2 separate regions of the Homo sapiens genome follow, and region 2 is linked to region 1. A link is an interaction called in ENCODE POLR2A ChIA-PET data of the cell type or tissue named here. Cell type or tissue: A673. All regions are shown on one strand.

Region 1 (4,000 bases):
GCTGTCAAACAGTGTAGGAACACAGCTGACTTTAAGCAAACATGCAGTTACATGGCTGCGAGCACAGGTACGCTCAGGGTAGCTTGTGGCCTCCAATGCTCGGTGTGCTATGGGCCTCACCCCAGATGTTTTTCAGAGGAGATGCATGGTAACATGGTGAATCACTTAAGTGGGGGCTCCTTTAGAGAGCTGCTGTTGTGTTCATAATAAAAATACCTTACTTCTGTTTAATTAGGCTTTGTTGGCTGATAGCTAAAAGATTAAAAGAACCAAAACAAATTTCTAGGTTTTTGACATTATCACTTAAGAGAGAACATATTGGCTGGGCATGGTATGACAGTAATCTCAGCACTTTGGGAGGCCAAGGTGGGAGCATCACTTGAGGCCATGAGTTCAAGACCAGCCTAGGCAGCACAGTGAGACCCCATCTCTCCAAAAACCTTAAAATTAAAAAAAAGAAAAGAAAAAAAATTATTTTAAATTAGCCAGACGCAGTGGTGCATCCCTGTAGTCCCAGCTTCTTGGGAGGTTGAGGCAGGAGGATCACTTGAGCTTAGGAATTTGGGGCTGTCATGGCTTGTGCCATTGCATTCCACCCCAGCTGACAGAATGAGACCCTGTCTCTAAAAAGAATAAAAACTTAAAAAGAGAACATACTGAGTTGCAAGTCAATATCCACCTTTGTCCATTTAGATTGTATCTTACCTCTCTTCTTTTAATCTCTGCCACAGCTGAAAGATGTGTATTATCTTAATGATTATCTTTAAATCTCTAGATATATGGAATCTTAGTGATCTGCCAGATTCTAGATCTAGAATGGGTAGAGTAAGAAAAATTGTAGCGTAAAATAATGGATTATACCAGGAATATGTCAAATGTAATAGAAGTGATCTCACTGAGTATTTTTGTTTGTATTTTTCTAGGCGATCGATAGCATTCATCAAGTGGGGGTTTATTGTCTTGCTCTGGTGCCAGCCAATACATTGCCAAAAACTCCACTAGGAGGAATCCATATATCTCAGACGAAACAACTCTTTCTGGAGGGATCACTGCATCCTTGCAACATCCTCATGTGCCCCCATACATGTGTGACAAACTTGCCAAAGCCCCGGCAAAAACAACCAGGTAATATGCTGGCTTCCAAGACCTGGCACTAAAATTCCAACTTCAAGAAGCTGGGTTCTCTCAGTGTGATTCTTTCTCTACAATTAGTTTACAAAGACTTTGGGAGGCCAAGGTGGGAGGGTCGTGTGAGCCCAGGAGCTCGAAAACAGCCTGGGCGACATGGTAAAATCCTGTCTCTACAAAAAAAAATGGAAAAAATTAGCCAGGCCCGGTGGTGCACACCTGTAGTCTCAGCTACTTCAGAGGCTGACAGAGGATGGCTTGAGCCTGGGAGGTTGCAGTAAACCGAGATTGCGCCATTGCACTCTAATCTGGGCGACAGAACCAGACCCTGTCTCAACAAAAAAGAAAGGGAAGATGGAAAAGGTGTGTTAAGGCAGCCCGGAGGCAAACATATCCTTGAGATGCTTTTGGAGCTATTGTAGAAAGAAAGAATGTGTTTGTTAGGACTAGTCTTGGCTGCAGGTTGCAGAAAAACATAAATTGCAGCTCAGGCAAGAAACAAGCATATTTTTGTCAGGTAAAAAAAGTTCAGAGCTAGGTAGTCCAAAGGCTAGGATAGTCACTCCTCAATCATGTTCTTCTAGCTTCCCATCTTTTTGCTCTGGTGTTTTGTCTGTCACCTCTTGTCATAGATACGCTACAGAACAAATAACCCTAAAACTCAGTGCCTTGAAGTAGCAAGCATTTACTTTTTACTCATGGAATGTGGATCTGCTTGGCTTGGCTGGGATCCACTGGACTTGACTTGGCTCCAGGCTTAGGTTGGGTTCAGAGCTGTTCCATGTGTCTCCTCATCATGGGACCAGCAGCTACCTGGGCCGTATTTTTTTCAAGGCAGATGGCAGAAGCAACAAAGCAAGCCAAGCCACATGAGCATATTTAAAGCTTCTGTTTGTGTCACATGTCCTAACATTTCATTGTCCTAAACAAGTGAGACCATGAAGTATACTTATCCCATCCAGCCATAACTAAGACAAGAAAGAAAGGAAGGATTGTGGGAAAATAAAATAATCGGCCACAGCCATCATTAGCAACTGCCCCAGGGCTCATTAGGCTCCCCAACCTCTACATCCCAGCCAGCAGGTAGGAGGAAAAGGTAAAGAAAGGATACTCTTCCCTTTAACATATTTTCTAGAAATTGCACATATTACTTCCTCTTACTTATTATCCTCCCACACTAAAGAATATAGTCTTTATTCCAGGCATGTGTCCAGCTAAAAACTGGGGGTTCTGTTATTAAGGAAGAAGAATAGGATACTGGAATTGATAACTAGCAGTTTTTGCCATAAGACGTTTACAGAATTTTATTGGAAAATCAGAAGGCATATTTACAGGTACAGCAGTGTCTGCAATTAGCTTCCTGGAGTTACTGCTTTCAGTATCTTTCATTCTCTGTGACCCACAGACCCATAGACTCACGAAATGCACACAGAAGAACATCCAGGAACTGCTGCTGAATTAGTTTTATTGTTTTAAACTACTGCAAAATTCACTTTTTAAAATATGCCTTTATTAATTTTATAATGTAAATCCCAGAATGCACAGTTTACATAAATACACTCTGAGTCCCTGCCTGTATTAAAAGGCTGTCTCCAACATGATATATCTATAATTTGTCATGAAGTTTCTTAGGGAGGAATATTGCATATTTACTTAAAATTGTAGTAGACACTTTGTAGACTAAAACTGTTCACCAATTGGAATACTTTATCTTTTTTGAGTTTTCTGTTTTATTTTTAAATTTTTTAAACTTTACATTTTGAAATAATTTCACACAAAAAAGTTGCCACATGTCGGGAGGCTGAGGCAGGAGAATGGCGTGAACCCGGGAGGCAGGAGAATGGCGTGAACCTGGGAGACGGAGCTTGCAGTGAGCCAAGATTGTGCCACTGCACTCCAGCCTGGGCGACTGAGCGAGACTCTGTCTCAAAAAACAAAACAAAACAAAACAAAACAAAAAGTTGCCACATGGTACAAAGATTTTCCTTACACCCTTTACCCAGCTTCCCCAAATATTTACCCTTTGAAAATTGATTATATGATTTAAGTGATTTTGTCTCATCTGTTTCAGTATATTCAGGATCAACAGATTTTGATAGAATAAAAGATTTTTAATATTAATCCAGTATAGCATCAGCCTATTTAAAACCTAGCTGGCAATAAGCTTTGTTTTATCATCTTTTTGCCATCTTCTTAGTTCCGTGAGGCGGATGACCATGAAGAGAGCAACCTAGCACTTTTTTCTAGAGAGGGAGTGGGCTCCCCCGTTTATTTTGAAGTGTCGAACCTATGGAAAAGTTAGACGAATAGTATAGTGAGGAACACCCATGTAGCCTATCCTAGATTTACGAATTGTTGCTTTTTTTTTTTTTTTTTTTTTTTGAGACAGAGTTTGCTCTGTTGCCCAGGCTGGAGTACAGTAGCGTGATCTGGCTCACTGCAACCTCTGCCACCCAGGATCCAACCACTTGAGTACCTGGGATTACAGGTGTGAGCTACTACGCCCAGCTAATTTTTGTATTTTTAGTAGAGATGGGGTTTTGCCATGTTGGCCAGGCTGGTGTCAAACTCCTGTCCTCAAATGATCTGCCCCCCTCTGCCTCCCAAACTGGTAGGATTACAGGAGCAAGCCACCACGCCTGGCCTTGCTGACATTTTTTTCCCTGAGTTTTTTGTTCGTTTGTTTTTGTTTTTTGAGACAGGGTCTTAACACTGTTGCCCAGGCTGGAGTGCGGTGGCATGATCTCAGCTCACTGCAGCTTTTTTTTTTTTTTTTTTTTTTTTGAGATGGAGTCTCGCACTGTCGCCCAGGCTGGAGTGCAGTGGCGCGATCTTGGCTCACTGCAAGCTTCGCCTCCTGGGTTGACGCCAT
Region 2 (4,000 bases), 270 kb before region 1:
ACCTAGTTTCACATAACTAGTAAGTGGAAGAACTAGGATAACAGTGACTTACATTTATTAAGAGGTTCTAAGAACTTACCATATTTAAATCTCATAATTGCTGTGAAGTAGGTGGGATTATTAGTTTCCATATTACAGATGAGGCTGTTTTCTAGCTGTCATTCTACTTCCTCTGTCTATGATGTTCTTCTCCCTTTTATCTTTCCCTGCTTTGAGGCTTTTATAAAGATATTCTCCTGAGTCTTCTTAATAGCTTTAAAGTTTTAAAGTATTTCAGAAGTGGGTCTTTGGTATATCTGGAATTAATTTTATATATAGTATAAGATAGGAATCTAGTTCTATTTTTCCCCATATATGGAAAGACATTTATTTCAACACTTAATTTTTTGTCATTTCTATTCTTCTGCAACTTCTGCAGCTATGAGATTTGTTTCAGATTCTCTGTTTTCTTTGAGTTCTGCTTCCCTGAACCAATATGGCTGTTTTGTTTTGTTTTGTTTTGTTTTTGAGACTGGGGTTTCTTTCTCTCTGTCACCTAGGCTCGAGTGCAGGGGCATGATCACGGCTCACTGCTGCCTCGACCTCTCAGGCTCAAGTGATCTTCCCACCTCAGCCTCCCAAGTAGCTGGGACCACAGGTGCACACCATCATGCCTGGCTAATTTTTAAATTTTTGGTAGAGTTGGGGTCTATGTTGCCTAGGCTGGTCTCAAACTCTTGAACTCAAACAGTCCTTCCATCTCAGCCTCCCAAAGTGCTGAGATTACAGATGTGAGCCACCACACCATGATTGCATTCCTGGATATCACTGTTTAATTTAATTTAATTTTATTTTCTTAATTTATTTATTTTTGAAATGGCGTTTCACTCTTACCACCCAGGCTGGAGTGCAGTGGCACAATCTCAGCTCAATGCAACCTCCACCTCCTGGGTTCAAGCGATTCTCCTGCCTCAGCCTCCGGCGTAGCTGGGGTTACAGGTGCCTAACAACCACGCCCAGCTAATTTTTGTATTTTTAGTAGAGACGGGGTTTTGCCATGTTTGCCAAGCTGCTCTCGAACTCCTGACCTCAGGTGATCCACCCACCTCGGCCTCCCAAAGTGCTGGGATTACAGGTGTGAGCCACCTTGCCTGGCCAGATATCACTGTTTTAATTATCATCATTTTATAATATCCTTATTTATTTCTGCTAGTTCTTTGTCCTTGACCCTATTTTTCAGGATTGTGTTGGCTCTTCTTAGATCATTACATTTTCAAACAATTTTAGAATATTTGTCTAGTTCCAACAAACAGCCAAACAAAATCTATAATGGAATTAATGGAATTCTGTTCAATTTATTGGTTAAATTGGGGACAGCTGGTTGTTTTAGCCTACATTATTCATTATTATGGTAACTATTATGTATTTCATTGTTAATTCAATTCATTTTTACTACTTTAAAATAATTTTGGTTGCTTTTTCTTCTTGGTGTCTTACTGATTTTTTTTAATGTTTTAATGTCTACAGATAATCACTATTTTGATTATTCCTTATACCTCCCATTTCTTATTTCTATTGCTTTTGCTGGGGGTCTCAGATATAGTAGTAAAAACACAAATATTTTATTATAAGTAATGTTTTTCTCTGCCATTTTAGTTTTTCTTTATGCTTCTTTTGATGAGCCATCACATAGCAACATAAGTTGCAAGAAAATTCACATTAACTTTTATACCATTTATTAAAATCAAATGACCTAACACCTGGAAAGACAGGTGCAGAAGCAAGGAATGCTATACTCCAATCCTGGTGGTGCTTTCTGCCACCAGCTGTTGTATCTTGAGTATGTCAGGCCAACCTGTAAGGTTCTGGTTTGTTTCTTTGTAGTGTCCATGCTCTTCATTTCTAAAGTTCTGTGATTTAGAAGTGATGACGTTGGAGGAAAGGGACATTAAGTGGATAATGTTTATCCACTCATTTCCTAATTTATTGATGATTTCATTAAGAGGCAGTGCTTCATTCTGTTTCAATTGTGATTTCTATGCCTGAAAATAACTGGTATCAGTTCCTTTCAGCCTAAGGAACTTCCATTGGTGTTTGTTACAGTACCAACCAGCAACGAATTCTCTTAGTTTTTCCTTAACTAAAAATGTCTGGTATTTCACACTCTTTTTTGAGACAGTGTCTTGCTTTATCACCCAGGCTGGAGTGCAGTGGTACAATCTCAATTCATTGCAGCCTCCTCTTGCCTCGCACCCACCCCCGGCCCGAGTTAGCTGCAACTACAGGTGCATGCCACCATGCTCAGCTAATTTTTCTACTTTTTTTGTGGTAGAGACGGAGTTTTGCTGTGTCATCCAGGTTGGTCTCTTAACTCCTGAGGGCAAGCGATCCCCCCACTAAGGCCTCCCAAAGTGTTGGGACTATAGACGTGAGCCACTGCGCCCAGCATTTGTGATGAGTATTTTCCATGGATACAGAATGCAGGGATGACAGCTAAAATTATTTTCCATTCTTTTAAGATACCATTCTGGACTCTTGTTTCTGATGAGATGTTCACCATCATTCACATGGTTCTTCCCCTGTATATGATGTGTCCTTTTTCTTTGCCTGCTGTCAAGATGTTTTATTTTTGGTTTCCAGTAGGTTGGCTATGGTGTGTCTAGTATGCTTTTACTTATTATACTTGGGAAATACTAAACTTCTTGGCTCTGTATGTTGATATTCTTTACTGCATTTGGGGAATTTCCAAATACTTGCCAAAAATTTTTTCTGCCCTCTCTTCTCCTTTCTTTTTTTGGTACTCCAATTTCATATGTTGGACTGATTGATGTCACTGAGATTCTGTTCATTTTTCTTCAACCTATTTTTGTTGTTGTTGTTGTTCTCCAGATTGGATCATTTCTGTGGATTTGGGTTCATCTTCAAGTTCACTGAACTTTTCTTTTGCTGTCCCCAATGTGATAGGACTGTCCAGTGAATATTTTAGATGCTGTATTCTAGAGTTTCCATTTTTCAAAATATTTCTTCTCTCTCTGCTGTGATTTCCCCTTAATTTCAATTTATTAGAAACATAAATGTTATCCATGAATATATGTACTTGTAAGAGCTGTATTAAAACTTTGTCTGCAGTCTGACATCTGGGTCATCTTGGAGTCCTTATTTTCCCTCCCTTTTTTTGATTCTTTTTCACCTGCAGTTCCATGCCCTGAAATATTTCTTTCATTGCCGTTTTCTTTTTTTCTTTTTTCTTTTTTTTTTTTTTTTTGAGACGGAGTCTCGCTCTGTCGCCCAGGCTGGAGTGCAGTGGCACAAACTCGGCTCACTGCAAGCTCCGCCTGCTGGGTTCACGCCATTCTCCTGCCTCAGTCTCCTGAGTAGCTGGGACTACAGGCGCCTGCCATCACGCTTGGCTGATTTATTTTTGTATTTTTTAGTAGAGACGGGGTTTCATCATGTTAGCCAGGATGGTCTCGATTTCCTGACCTCATGATCTGCCCACCTCAGCCTCCCAAAGTGCTGGGATTACAGGTGTGAGCCACCGCGCCTGACCAATTGCTGTTTTCTTGACTAGTGGTCTCTCTCTCTCCCTCTCTCTCTCTCTCTCTCTCTCTCTCTCTCTCTCTCTCTCTCTCTCTCTCTCTCTCTCTCTCTCTCTATATATATATATATATATATTTTTTTTTTTTTTTATAGACGGAGTCTCGCTCTGTTATCCAGGCTGGAGTGCAGTGGCATGATCTTGGCTCACCAAAACCTCTGCCTCCTGGGTTTCAAGCGATTCTCCTGCCTCAGCCTCCCGAGTAGCTGGTACTACAGACGCATGCCACCATGCTTGGCTAATTTTTGTAGTTTTAGTAGAGACAGGGTTTCACTATGTTGGCCAGGCTGGTCTCGAATTCCTGACCTTGTGATCCGCCCGCCTCAGCCCCCCAAAGTACTGGGATTGGAGGCGTGAGCCACCACACCCGGCCTAGTGGACTGTATTTTTAAAATAATGCTGTTTACTTGATTTTAGTTCCTT

Evidence for each region. Peaks named below come from ENCODE experiments on the same cell type or tissue, not always from the same donor. Only the 100,000 strongest peaks of a DNase experiment are listed, where the experiment ranks them.
Region 2: POLR2A ChIA-PET joins it to region 1 with 7 read pairs; 2 of 35 experiments call an interaction of 5 or more read pairs at or near these places.

Annotation. Positions count from the first base shown.
Region 1 is chr12:50,713,472-50,717,471 of GRCh38, forward strand. DIP2B (disco interacting protein 2 homolog B) reads left to right here. Exons shown (of 38, transcript NM_173602.3): 23 at 924-1,125. Among named protein-coding and RNA genes, the nearest start is that of ATF1, 49 kb to the right of the region's middle. In A673, no CTCF peak of the experiment used is centred here; no DNase peak of the experiment used is centred here.
Region 2 is chr12:50,442,777-50,446,776 of GRCh38, forward strand. The region is part of intron 8 of LARP4 (La ribonucleoprotein 4); the gene reads left to right. Among named protein-coding and RNA genes, the nearest start is that of SNORD133, 12 kb to the right of the region's middle. In A673, no CTCF peak of the experiment used is centred here; no DNase peak of the experiment used is centred here; H3K27ac peaks cover 660 bases.